Linked DNA regions of Mus musculus: region 2 is linked to region 1. The links are chromatin contacts, found by Hi-C in ENCODE. All regions are on one chromosome and are shown on one strand. Each heading gives the region's core, a stretch centred on a gene start or an enhancer-like site at or near the end of the contact. The rest is flanking DNA. Distances are from core to core; before and after follow the strand shown. Region 1 holds the start of Trib2 (tribbles pseudokinase 2). Region 2 has its middle 40 kb from the start of Gm40287.

Region 1 (7,260 bases), core at 1,229-3,728:
TCAACTTGGAGTCGAGTCTATTTCTCTACAAGAATACAGTGGTCTTCAGCTGCAACATGACCAGGCATTCCCAGTGTAATTATAACCTGCTTCACCACTTACCTGGCTGGGCAGCCCAGTTGATGGCACTGAGCATTCAAGTTAGGAGAAAGCTAGGTCTTCCTACTCCTTTTCTCTCATACTTTCTCTTTTCTCTGCCTAAATGGCCAACAATGAGCTCTTATGTGTATTATTTTATGACTCACCAGACTGTCTCAATGTCCACAAAGAACCACTGGCTTATGACAGGCAGGCTTACCCCTGTGATGACATCCAAGTATCAGGAAGATTTGGTCTCCTCTAACCTAAAGCTCAATCTAGCCCCAGAGAAGGACTAAGAAACACACACACACACACACACACACACACACACACAGAGAGAGAGAGAGAGAGAGAGAGAGAGAGAGAGAGAGGAGCAATGTAGTCATTGCAATATGACAGCCCAAGGAAACACGTATTTTTCCAGGACTCCAGGAAGTTACTGTCCTTCGATACACTTTCTCTTGTGGCGACCCCCAAACATCAAATTATTTTGCTGCTACTTCATGACAGTAATTTTGCTTTTGTTATGCATAGAATGTAAATATCTGATATGTGACCCCTGTGAAAAGGTTGTTCACCGCAAAGGGGTCACAACTCACAGGCTGAGAAACACTATCATAATTCTTCATATATTTCCTAGAACTGCAACTGCAGTTCTAGGGGTCACATGAGGTACGCAGGGCTGTCATTTAACAGACGAAAACTAGAGATCCTGGGAAGAAAAAGAAGCAAAAACAAAAACCAAACCAAACCAAAAAAGCCCATGCGAATTCAGTTTCCTTCTGAATCTGAAAACTGATGCTGAACACAAGTTTCTCAAACTTCTACAAGAAAGTTTGGTGACAGTCACCCAACAGAGGCCCCAGGGAACCTTTCTCAATGGATCCTCTGTAGAGATTGTTTGTCTAGGACCTGTTCTTGAACTGGGCAGAGACTGCATGGCACACTACTCTGTAGTCATGGTGACTTCCTCAAGCTGTGGTCCCCTTAAGGGACAGTTTAGGGATCAGAGTCTGAGTTTAAGGCAGATGAGTGGGGAGAAGGATGGGAGATCTATGAGAAGACATGGGGCATTTTAGTTTCTTCTCAAGATCTGTCCTCTAGGGTGGCTAGCTGAACAAGCAAGGTCCATTCACTACTCTGAAACAACCCTCAGGGAACTCCTGATCATTAGAGCCACTATTGTCCCGGTTAAGTATAATTATAACTAGTTCTCTATTTCTGTTCAAAAGTGGTAGTGCAGAATATTGTTACAGAGTGACCTCCCTCATAGAAAGAGGTGCCTTATGCGGGTAAAAACTCAAGAGTAAGCCCAGCAGTCTTGCCCCAGACCTTGGTTGCTTCTTTCTCTTTCTGTTTTCCCCTGCTACATTGCTACTCTTACCAGGATGCATTAGGTAAAGTCAAGAGGCTTAAGCTGTGGTCTGAACTTTCCCCAGGTCTGTTCAAGCCAATGGTCCAGAACCTTCCCAGGAAGTTAAGAATAAGCAAGGGTCAAAGTGCAGCCTTCCGTTGAACCCGGTATTGAATGTGTTCTTGGCCTAAATACTGAGATGCCGGGGCTGGAGAAGCCTGACTCCTTGGCTAGGAGCCAACATCCTTTGCTGGAAGTGTGGGTGCAAAGGTGTGTGTTCCTGAGCTCTCCCCAAAGACCTTGTCCTGAAGTCAAAAGACTCTGAAAGGATCCCCAATCCTATAACTGGTAAGTGGGGGAGGGGTGGTGACACTAACTACAAGCTCACAATGGACTTCTGTTGAAATGATAAGCAACCGGAGAGAAAGAATAAAACTAATTCTAGAGACTGTGGGCTGCAAGAATCCTTCATTTTTTTTAAAACCCGCGGGGAACTGCTTGTTCAGGTTAACATAGCAGCAGAGGGGTGCCCGGTACCCAGAAGATGCGAGGCTTTCTGCGGAAAATCCCGGGGAAGAGGATCTAAGTCTCAAAGTTGACCTGAGCCTGCCGGTGTTGCGTGGCGACGGTGGCAGATACACAGTCCAGCATCCCTGTCGCTGCAGCGCGAACAGCAGGCCAGGGGAGCCCAGAGCCCTTGGACTGCGGAAGGATATAAAGCACTGTTTACCTCGCGCCTGGCCGAGCCATCCGGGGGCGAGGCTGGCGCCCCCAGTGGGGGCACTGCAGGAGTGGCGGCAGCAGCCCTGGCCGCCGGCGGGCGCAGGGGAGCCGCGCGCGCACTGGCAGCGGCGCCGCTGATTGATGGGCTCCGGGCTCAATGACAGGGGCCGGGGCGTGGGTAGGGCGGGGCCGGCGAAGAGGGCGGGGGCTCTGTGGAAATGTGTCGGTGACATTGAATGGGGAGACCGAGCGCGAGCAAGCGAGGCGCGCGCGCACACATACGCGCACACACAGCCGGGCTCGCTCCGAGATCCCCGGCCACGTAAGTAACTATTAATACCGCCTCGCCCGGGGATGCGGGCGTGCTTGAGCGCCGGGATTGGCCTAGGGCGCCGTGGCCATCCCCTTTAATTTTTAAATACACGGTCCTCTCCTACTTCTGGGTGGCAAGAAAAAAAAAATAATAAGAAAAGAAGACAAGCCGTCGATTTTTATTTTTCCTGCAGAGCAAACCCCGCCGTGCAATTTGGTCGCAAGGCATCGGGAGACAAGAGTGGTTTGCAAATTGTTTCAAGGCTCAAGACCCAGTTGTGCAGCGGAAAAGGAACGCCGCGGGTTGACGGAGTCCGGGGAGCATCTGCTGGCAGCTCCTGCAGGACCCCCGGAAAGCTCCTGCTGCTGGTACCCCCCAGGTCACCGCCCGCACTTCTTGCTTCATCGGAGGAGGATCTGGGACGTGAGCAGCGACAGCAAGAGCTAGTGCTGACCGCGCGGGCTCTGCCTTGGGCTTTGTCGCGGTACCTGTGCCTGCCCTACTCCGCGCACTCCCTACTCAGCTTTTGCAATCTTTTGTTGCCACTGCTGACCGCCCCAAGTTAAAAGCGCCTTTGCAATTTTTTTTTTCTGTCTTTTTTTTTTTTTCTTGAGAGAGACAGCTCTGCGATTTTTTGGAAAAGCCTCAGACGCCATCTACAGTTAAGACTTAGGTAACTGCCCTCTCTAGCACCCCCCTTACACGCCCCCCACCCTTTCCACCAAAAAGAGGGGGGTGCAGCGCGGATTCTGGCTGCCGCGCGGCGTGAGCCGGTAGACCCGAGCTTATTTCCTTTTTCTTTTTGTTTGGTTTCTAACGCGTGGAGGGCGAGCCGGCGCCGCGCGCTCCCTGAAGACTGCACAAACTCCACGCAGGGCTTCTCCGCCCGGTCTGCGGATCCTCAGCTGGGGATCGCTCAGAAGCCCGGCGCTGCAGCTCCTCACCCCAGAGGCACGCTCACTCGTCCAGATCCACGCTGCGAACAGAGACCCACTGAGTCCAGCGTGCGGTTCTGCACCGCGCTGGCAGCTTCTGGGTAACAAAAGGACCCGAGTTGTCCGCAGAGCGAGCACCCCCGGGAGCGGGGCTCGCAGCCGGGGACCAGCCCTGCAGCGCCCATCTGGGGGCTAGTTCTTAACTCTTCCTCCACGGAGCCCCAGACGGGTCCCCTCCCTTCTTGATCCTTTTAAGTCGGTAGCACCGAGGCGCCTGCACCGGCGCGGCTCATCCATCTCTCCAGAGGGGTTTTTTGGTTTGTTTGTTTGTTTTGTCGTGTGCGATCCTCACACTCATGAACATACACAGGTCTACCCCTATCACAATAGCGAGATATGGGAGATCGCGGAACAAAACCCAGGATTTCGAAGAGCTGTCGTCTATAAGGTCCGCTGAGCCCAGCCAGAGTTTCAGCCCGAACCTTGGCTCTCCGAGCCCGCCCGAGACTCCGAACTTGTCGCATTGCGTTTCTTGCATCGGGAAATACTTACTGTTGGAGCCTCTGGAGGGAGACCACGTTTTCCGCGCTGTGCATCTGCACAGCGGAGAGGAGCTGGTTTGCAAGGTAACCAGCCCAGCTTTGCTTTTGCGTTTTGTTTTTTTGCTTAAAAAAAATTAAAATTTTTTTTTTAAAAAATTAAAAAAAAATCATCCTGGGTCTTTTGCCAGGGGCCGGGGACGGTGCGGGAGGTCGGAAAGCTCTCAAGTCCAGGGGCGAAAGACTCCCGGGATCATTATGCGTGGCCTCGTTAAGAGGGTTTATTTGTGTGTCTGTCCACGTTCGACTAGTTGCGAAGTTTTCAGACCGTTTCAGACAATGAGGCGGGCTGCAGCGGGGGCGTTTTGGGGAGATCCGGGAAGGGAGGGCGGCGAATCTGAACTGGGGCACGGACACGCGTGCCCCTTAGGAGGCTCGTAGAGCTCGGGTGCACCGGGCTGATTCCCCTTGCCTGGGCATTTCTCTCTCTGAGTCGATTCCCCTCCCCTCGCTGCAAGGACTAGGGAATCCCCGGTTGGTTTTCAAACGCTGCTCCTCTGGTTTCTTTTGTAGCCATTGTTCTTAGCAGCCTGCAGGTGTTAAACCTTTGTTCCAAAGGTGGCCTTTTAAAAGAGACACAAAAAGTGTCCCCTCTGGCTGAGACCAAGGCTCTAGCCGGGGAAAAGAGGAGTTTTAAAGCTCTTTCTTCGGCTTGAAGCCTGGAAAGGAAGGTTGGGGTGGAAATTCGCCCCTTGCGCACCTTTGGGTGAACAACGAATCCTTTGGTTCTTTTTGTCTAGGTTTCTTCGCGTCTTCAGACTCCCTGACTGCACACCCCCATTGCTACTCCCCTGCACCCACAAGGCCACCTTTGCCTGTTTAGAGACTGCCCTTTAGAGCCCCCTGGGCTAGTACTAAGAAGGACACTTCAATTTCCTTTTTGTCTTTGACCCTGAACAGTAACTGGTTTGTGTCTCTATGTGTCAGTGTGTCTTTGTGTGTGCTAACCGAGTACCAGACAAGAGGACCAAGGAAGGATAATAACAAAGTATTTGACTACAGTCAGTTTCCTACTGCAGTGGAGAACAGGACTTCCCCAGATGTAGATCAAGAATACATTACCACTTAAATTTAGGTTCTTCTTATTTATTTATTTATTTATTTATTTATTTATTTATTGAGGTGGAAGTGCGACTGTGCTGCCTTTAAAATGGGTAATGTGCACAGCTGTGCTACAAATACTGTATTACACTTTTCCTCAATTAATCACTGGCTGCTTTGTGAAATCACCTTCTTTCGTGCTGACTTGGAGCGCTTCCTTGCAAAAACCGGGTGGGTGAAGATCTCAGAAGGCAGTTCTGAGATTATTTATTTCCGATTTTTAGAGGAAACCAGAGACTCTTTAAATGCTGCTGTTTGCATGTACTAAGTGTTGGGGGTTTTTGCATCTTCTCCAAGTTACTGTAATCAAGAGCAACTATGCCCAGCTAAAGCATTAAATTTAGTAGGCAACTCAGAGCCTGATTGGAGCCCCACACACTGCACAATAGGACAGTCATCCTTTGAAATGAATGAATTCCACTGAGCTGTCATTCTCCTATGAAATATGCACCATCATCGGCAGAGAGCCCCTCCCCCTCCTTTTGCTCACCCTCAGTCCAGCACTTTAATATATTTCTCTTCCAAAGGCTGGAGATGATTTTACGTAAGAACTGTCTGTGGCCAAATTCTGCAAGAGCATCTTGCTATTCTTTCTTTGTTTAAAACTAGGGCTATCTCTGGTCTCTCTGTTCGTTTTCCTTTCTGATCCTTCGAGACATATTTCACTCTAGGCTGACCTTACAGTGTCATTTGCCGACTTGCTCCCTGGCCCCAAACTGTACTTAATCTGTTGGTTTAGTTATTTCAAAGATTGAATCAGGTCCTCGCCAATTACAGTGCGGCTGCAAGCGGATTTAAGTGTGGTATCATTGTTTTGTTTGACAGAGGTCATCCCTTTACGACTCCACAGCTTCTGTTCTCCTGTCTTTTTCCCCTGAGGTGATGTGGGTGACTTCTGAGCACAGCTGTGTGCCACCCTCTCTAGGAGAGTTTTATTACGGTGATGCTATGACTGCCCCAATATACACACTGTGGGCTCTTTAGCTCGCTACAGGATTCGAAAACCTCCACATTTGAACCCACCTCCTTTTGGTGTCTTAACATGGGGTTCCTGTTTCCTAACTTCATGTTTATGCAAAAAAAATGTACAAAACCAGAAAGGTTGTATTTATTGTGGGGGTTCATTAGAGTATTCTGTAGGACACTCTGTGGTGGGGAGGAGGCGGGGAGGGGGGAGGGGCTTCCAGGGGCATAAGCAAAATTCCCTAGCCTGATTATCACCTCCACAAGCCTACTTTAGTTAGCCAAAGTAGGAAAGGATCTTTAGGGGGCCTTTAGCTGTTTTTACAAAAATTCTTGTAGCTACTGTGCAGAATAACATAATTACTATCTTGGCAGAATGGGCCCTCTTTCTTTTTTTTCTTTTCAGACATGATGAATGTGGCCTGATCTTAGGGCCTTATCTGAACTGTCACATTATATAACCAAGACTCCCAATTAAACATTTAAAAGGAGCTGGCACCCAGGCTCAGGGCTTGATTTTTGCACTTGAGGGTGATGGTTTAAATACCAGCCCAAGCCTATAAATGCCTGTTATAGCCACTAATAAAACTTTGACTCCTTCCTGTTTAGGAAAATGTAAGCAATTCTTTTAGCTTTTCATTTTCTGTCCACCATTTTGCATTCTCCTACAAAGGGCACGGCCACATTGGGAGGCTGCCACGAATCTGCTACTTTCATTTAGTTCTCTGTTCATTCAGTTTTTCAGCTGTGCGATGGGGAAGAGAACAGGCTAACCATGCCGAGCAAAAGGTTACTTTATTTTATTTTTTGAAAGGCAACTGGAAACAGGAAATGTATTATAAATAATCAGACCGGTAGGCCCTGGTGACAGAAGCCACAGCCTGGTGCTTCAGAACAAATCATGCCACTTATATAATGCAGCTTGTTGACATTAGCCACTACGGTGTGTGAGTGTGTGTGTGTGTGTATGTGTGTGTGTGTGTGTGTGTATGTTTGTGTGTGTGAGTGTGTGTGTGAGTGTGTGTGTGAGTGTGTGTGTGAGTGTGTGAGTGTGTGTGAATGTGTGTGAGTGTGTGTGTGAGAGTGTGTGTGTGAGTGTGTGTGTGTGAGTGTGTGAGAGAGAGAGAGAGAGTGTGTGTGTGTGTGTTCCTTGATGAAATTGCTGAGGCTTCCCCGATTCTGTGGCCTGCA
Region 2 (7,260 bases), core at 2,510-5,009, 250 kb after region 1:
TTACCAAACAAGGCCAAGACAACAATGACAATAAACCCACAAAGTAAACAACAAAACAAAACCCAAAACAACAACAAAAATCCTACAAGTAAACAAAATAATCTTCTGATCTTGAATTTCCATACTGTAAGAAAATAACCTTTTTATTGTTTAAATGATCAAGACTCAAGTTCTTTGTCATGGAAGAGGTAGGAGATGAGTAAACAAAGACATGGACTGAGTGACTGATTACATATTTAACTTCCTAGACCACCTAAGAAAACTGTATAAATAATAGTAAGTGGATGTGTTCAAAGAGAATGTGAGAGGCAGAGGCAGGAGAATCATTAGTTCAAGGTCAGACTGAACTAATATGTATTAGTTACATATGTAAGACTTGTCTCAAAAGTCACCCAAAAGAGAATGATAAGAGTAAGAAGGTGAGACAGTCACAAAAAGCAATGAGGAATTATAGGAATTAAGGAAGTTCAGAGGCCCAAAAGCACCCAAGTCTATCTCTACTGTATCAGTCAGAGGATTCAGAATCACTGACTCCAGCACTGTCTCAGAAGATAAGAGTGATTTGAACCTGAAATGCTGGCATAAGCTCATGGGTCTAATACCTGCTGCCATGAGTGGTGGTATGTTTGAAGCTTATGGGAAACTCTAAGATACCTGGTTTGCTGCAGGAAACACCTTTGGCAGTTCTACCTGGTCTCTGTTCCCTCATTCTCCATTTCCCATCTGCGTGGGGTAAGTTTTTCCATTATAGGTCTCTGTCACTATGACATTCTGCCCAAGTTGGGTCAAGCAACTATAAAACTGACCCTCTAAACATATGAGTCACATCAATCTTTTCACCCTTGTATGATAAAATCAGGTAGCAAAAAACAGCTTTAAAAACCAAGGCCCCATTCCTGTGCTTAGAAAGCATTCCTACATGCAGTACCCATCCCATTGCCTGGATTCCAGTTACCGCCATCCCAAAGCACAGAGATTCACTCTGCAAAAATAAAACAGTGAGACTTGTGTCTCGTAGACAGATTAGAATGATAGATAATGTGAGGACGCAAGGCTCATCATCTGCAATGCTGGGGTGGAGTCCAAGATCTTGGTGGAGTACATTATCTCAGACTGAAGAATCTATGATGAAGAAGGTGGGCATCCGTGGATGATAATGATGTGAACACCCATGGATGATAATGATGTGGGTAATGGTAATGATTTTTTAAATATACACGAATCAGAATTTCTCCTCAATTATCTTAGATATTAAAGTACAGAATGTAAGTGAAACTGTTCCAAGTTCTTTTTCATTATGGAATTTATATACGAGTGAATTATCATCTAAGTGGGAAGAGTGAAGCCACTTACTCCATCAGTTGTGCTACCTTAAGGAGGAGGATCCGCTAGTAGAACTGAAAAATGAGAGTCTGAGCTGAAAACTGAAAAGGATGAATAGTTATCATCCTGAAGCAGGGAAAGCAGACACAGAAGAGAATCAGCTGAGACTGGCTCAGTGGTGAAGAACACTGGCAGTCCTTCCAGAGGAACAGGGGTTGATTCCCAGCACCCACAGATCAACTAACAACCATTTTAACTCCAGTTTCAGGGGATCTGATTCTGTATTCTGTTCTCCAGGTATGCATTGCATGGACATGGTGCCCAGACATGAATACATGCAGCACAATGATACACATAAAATATACACAAATGAATCATTTTTCAAAAGAATCAAATGAAATTATAATGGTTATGTATCCCTGTGAACTGAAAAGGATTTTTAAAATTCACTTTAATGGAACTGCTTTATAATTTCACAGATATGTAATATAAATTTTAAGAAATTCTATTTTATCTTTTAATTATGTATAAGTAAGTATCTAACTGTAAGTATGTACAAGCGAGTACAGGGGCTTACCAGAAATCAGAAGAGATTATCTGATTCTTTGAAACTAGAGTTACAGGAGATTGTGAGCCATTATTCTTTGTAGATGTTGGGAACTGAGTTCCACTCCTCTGGAAGAACAGCAATCACTCCTAACTGCTGAGCTATCTTTCCTGAGATACATTTTATAGGAATAAAACTAATTCTGTGTATTTACCAAAATTGGATGTTACATTGTTAGCCTTGGCAGGAAGAGAATATGCCAAGTCTACTTGAAACAGTTGTCCCATGACATGAATTTAATCAAAATACATACCTTGCATATAGCATTCCTAGTGTTGGTATCAGGACCTCTGAAACCAGTAACATCACATAGGTGGAACCTGCAGACCTGTTGCCAAGGCAACAGCCACTATATTCCCTGAATCCCCTTGGCTCACTTCCCACCTTTACCTGTGATTATGTCACCCCCCCCTCCCAATCTCTCTCTCTTTCCCCCTTCTCTTTCTGCTACCACCTTGCTCTTCTCTCTCAACAAACCTCATGTGTAACTGTTTGGCCTGGTGGGGTCCTTCTGAAGTTGCAGAACCTTCAAGGTCATAACATTGTTGCCGAAACCCAGGACGGCCTATAGCTCGGGAACCTTGGATAAGTCATTGTCCTTGCTGTGTTTGAGGTTCCTAGTTCAAAAAATGGGGTTGGGAAGATGGGCTGAGGATGAAGCATGCACAAGTCCTTGGGTTTGTCAACCTTCACATGTGAAAAGCTCTGGTTGGATCCCCTACATTGTAAAACAACAACAAAAGAAAGAGAAGGAAGGGAAAATTTACCCAGGTTGAAATCCTTTTAGAGAACTCTGAAATGGGTCTGGAGGAATGGCTCAGTGGTTAGGAACACATCCTTTCAAAAACCTGAGAGTTTCTTTTCCAGAAGCCAGACAAGTGGCTCACAGCAACTCTACCTTCAGCTCCAGGGTACCTGAAATGTTCTTCTGTCCTCTGTGGGCAGCTAGCTACACATATATGTCAGATACTTACATAGACAAAGACATAGATTTAAATAAAAATAAGACAAATAAATATTTTTAAATCATTTAAAAGCCCCCTTTCAACACGCTCCTCTAGGCAGTACTAATTGAATTTAGTGATTATGTATGACAAGATGAAGTTTAACGGTTTCTATTTTTGCAGAAATGGAAGCTAGAGGAAGAAAGAGAGCCTAGATATGGCCATAATTAATTGCTTATGTCTATGAAATTCTCTGAAATAAAATATTTTAAATCCTTAAGATTTTATTAATACATTTAATACTTGCTACAACTTCAGAGCCAAGCTATAGGGACGCTGTTTTTGGATATTGTTAGAATTTGAGCTCTAATTTTAGGAAGTCACCACTAGCCTGCTGTGAAAGCAAACAAACCTGCAGTAGGATTCCAAGCTGTTTTCCTGCTATGATGAATCTGATGAAATGGAGCTTCAAGGAAAATGTACATTTTACATTTCCCCACTCTTGATAAAAGGTCACCGTGACCTCTATTTTTCTTCTTAGAGACTGATAAAGTGGCATAACAACTTTCCAGAACAGGTAAAACCACAGTGATCAGCAGAGAGTCTCTCAGGACATGGCAATCAGGTGCCCCTTAGGCACTGTGGCAATTCTGCATCCATAAATCTCCACAGCACCTGCTCTGTAGTAGACTTTTCAGTAAACGCTGTGTTATAGGGTCATAAAACCACAGTATAAAGTTTGGAGCGATTAAGAAGAAAAAGCTTTCCCAGCGATGCCTACCACACTCCACTTAGCAACAGACGTTTGTCCTGGAGAGAAGCATGAATGTCCCCTTCAGTCCCCTCCCTCCTCATGGGGTCTGATGCAGCTGCAGATGCCTCTGGCTGCTCCCTGCCCCTTCTTACACTGCTGCATTGCTCTGAACTAGGCCTTTGTTCTTGCAAGGGAATCAAAGGGAACTTGGAATTGAACTTGCGGATGCTTGCTGGCAGGAGGGAGAAAGAGGAGAGCCTGGGATTTTGGATAGTTTATGTGACCCTTATTTCCTACCCACCCTCCACACTCAACTCAATTAATCTCAAGTTGAAACAGATTTATTTATATTTTCCAGAACATTCTAGCGATGTTGTCTTCATTTGGGCCAGTTTCTAAGTGTTTTCTTTCCTTTTGTTTGAAAAGAAACATGAGACTGGTCCCTATTAAAAAGGAAGAAAGCATCATGGATATCCAGCTTCCCTCCAGCTACCCTGAATCTGAGCAGACTGCATGACTCATCTTTCCTAGAAACACAACAATGAGGTCATCCTGTCTGCTTCCTTCCCACTCTGAGTACAGTTGAATTGGGTTCCTCTGTTCTCAGAGGGTTTTTTTTTTTTTTTGAAAAGCCCTCTGCTTGTTAAAATGCCTGAGTTTTGTTATATAATTGGAGTGCAGCAAGAAAGAACACTAGCAGTGATTGGCATTTTTTTTTTCACTCATCTCAATTCTCATCTACAAAACTAAAATTGTGTAAGTGGTAGGAAAAAAAGTTATATCTCAATATTGTTTTGTTATTTTTCTCTTGTCCTGGAAGCTCACCACTTTCACAGACAGTTACATGTACATTGAACAACTCCCCTAGACTAGGTTCATTTGCAGAAAACTAAAATCTGATGCTTGTTGCCAGCCACAATTTTGCCCTCTACCATGCCCGTCTCTTTTTCGATCATTATCATGTGACGGACCATCCTCCGCTCTATGTCTGGGTCTGTCAGATATGGTTCTTGACACTTTAAATGCTTAGTTGTGCTGATTGATTAATAAGTTAGGCTGAACTCCAAATAAATTTAAATATCTGGCTACATATTCCTGTAAGTAGATATTCACTAAGCTGACAAGTTGCCATCATAGAGTAAAGAAAATACCTGGACAAATACACTGTCTGGAACCCATCAGATAGTCTGGTATCGTTATTATACAACCAGAATCTAGGCTATGCTTATTTTTTTTTAAGTAATTATAGTTTTCAAAATTTCTGACTCTGTTGCTGAAAATGTTGCTAAGGTCAAGACACTAATTCATGCATAATTAAATTATGCAATCATCATGTCCCCACTTGGCATTGATTGTCTGCAAATAGAATAGTCTAGGAGAAGAGAAAGGACTACCTGGAAGTAGAAGAGACAGGGAAGCAGAGGAGAGTACTGGTCTACTTAGGGAATACACTCAAAGTATAGTATGTCCTTGTATTAAAAAATAGCACACTGTATCTGTATTAAACCTGTAAAAAGTTGAAGGAGAATATTATAAAAAATTGTATTTTTGTCTATTTTACAATTTGTATATATCTAAGATATTAATGTTCAAAGATTAGCTTATAAGACCTCTCAACTTCCTTTGAAATAGAATAAAATGCATTTCCTACTGCATCAAAAATAAATTTAAGAAACAAACAGATGAAAGGAAAATACAGAGAGATAGCATAAGATACCATAGGAGTTCTAGGTGTTTTATATGGAATAGACATTATAGTTTTCCATTTGGGTTGAAGGTACTATAGGTACTTTCCAGACAGACATTAAAAGCACAACATCCCAGAATTTACAGCTAAAATAAGACTCTAGATGTGTAAAGAATCTTGTTCTCACAGCTAGCAATGCTTGAATTGTAAGTAGGTCTTGTCTGTCATTAGCTGGACCCTGGTCTGAGCAGGTTCACAATGCAGAATGATTTCTTGGATTGAAGTGAAGAGAACAAAGCTAACTGGAGATTAATTGGAATAGCCTGGAGAAATTTAAATAAATATGACAAACTACACGGGGAGTTCTGTGGTGTAAAGCACATGTATATTTAAAAAGGTTGACATGTACAGGGCCAAATAATCTTATTATTAAAAGATAGCTTGGGAAACCCAGATACTTTCTTAAATTTCCAATAAAGTGACATATCTCTGTTGTGCCCCAATCCCTGCAACCTATGTATGGACTATCACTTTATACTAAATTTTCATGCCATTCCTTAACTAGTCTTTTTGGTCCTGTTTCTTCCTTCTTAAAATAGATTTCTTTATTTACATGTGTGTGCATATGCAAGGCCAGCAGGTGTTAAATCCTCTGGAACTGGAGTTATAGGTAGTTTCAAACTACCTGATGCGGTCAGTAGTGAGGCTAAACCTTAGTTTCTGGCAAAAGCAATCACTGCTCTTAACCACTGAGCCACCCCCTAGCCCCTATTTCTGCCTTTGAGGTTTTTCCTTCTAGATTTTTCTGTGCAGATTCTAATGTATGGACACCAATTGTCAAGTCATATTTGGGAGAATTGTCCATTTGCCCTCTAGCAGTAAGACCTATATGAAAAGTCCTCTGGACACATTTGGGGCACATTCTGTTTTGACTTCCAACCTTGTTATCTTCCACAGGAAGGAAAAGTAGCCATGTCTTCCCGATTCTAAATTAATTACCATCACACCTCCGAGACATTCCCCAAGCTACTTCCACAATACTTGCTCAGCATCGATTCGCTATTAGCTTATCACTTGTCAAAATGGTCTTCACATATCTTGGGGCAAAGGTTCATTCAAAGATGTCACCAATTCAAATTCAATGCTGAGCTCAGAAAAATTGACTTTGACCCGTGCTAAGATTGGACTGCTGAAATTTTCAATGGCCATTATGTGAGTTGAAAATTCTTTCTTGCGTCCTCAGAGAACAGCTGCTTATTTTCAACCTGCTCCAGGGGAGCAGCATCCTTAGGACCAGTTGCTCTGACTTCTGGCTTTAGTGGATCAAAAATCTTGAGACTGAAGAAGATTGGTGCTGGACTGACACTTCCCCATTATTCTTTGCAGTAATGGCTGGGAACTCACCCTATCTCCTCCTGCGTTCATATAACTTGCCGTTCTAGATAACTCCAACACTCCAGCCTTTCACGGGGCCACTTCTTCCAGGCCTAGTAAATGCCTCTAGTTAATGCCAGGTCACAGAGTTATGATAGACACGGAAGGTGATTTTGTCCATGGCTTCTTTTAACTCTACTCATACATCTGTAAAGATGCCATTTAGTACACACCCTTGGCTTTCTCCTCTAAATGAAGATATCACAATGGATCAAAGGACATGTGAACATTTTAGAGATGAACATATTTGATGTTTTTCAAGTTGTGTTTCATATGGGACAGAATACCTCTCCTCTGTTCCCACTACAGCTGCAAACTAGTTTTGAGATGTTGCTATGGTTACTTATTCTGCCAGAGACTCATCTGGAAAATGGGGAGAACACTTAGTTTAACCTCACTGTAGAAGGTGAAGAAAGTACTTGATTAACTGTCTGCTGCTTTTTCTTGAATTATTATCTCATTAGTTTCAAAAGCATTGTGCAAGTAAATAATGAATGTATGAAATGTCCTC

Evidence for each region. A loop is a pair of places that touch in the nucleus more often than their neighbours do.
Region 2: a map of left cerebral cortex shows a loop between it and region 1 (2.3-fold over the local background). The contact joins the enhancer-like site here to the promoter of Trib2 in region 1. A Hi-C loop is called at or near these places in 2 of 37 maps with a recorded cell type or tissue (left cerebral cortex and regulatory T cell).

Annotation. Positions count from the first base shown.
Region 1 is chr12:15,812,003-15,819,262 of GRCm38, reverse strand. Trib2 (tribbles pseudokinase 2) reads left to right here and starts at 2,478. Exons shown (of 3, transcript NM_144551.5): 1 at 2,478-4,032. The coding sequence starts at 3,763. Gm5432 (a long non-coding RNA gene) reads right to left here and starts at 2,326. Exons shown (of 3, transcript XR_001780551.2): 1 at 2,166-2,326.
Region 2 is chr12:15,563,182-15,570,441 of GRCm38, reverse strand. No RefSeq gene overlaps it. Among named protein-coding and RNA genes, the nearest start is that of Gm40287, 40 kb to the left of the region's middle. Within about 2 kb of position 3,759, at least 1 of the 3 ENCODE cell types and tissues checked has a DNase peak (open chromatin) inside an H3K27ac peak, as active enhancers do; it is left cerebral cortex, where a contact is called at or near this core.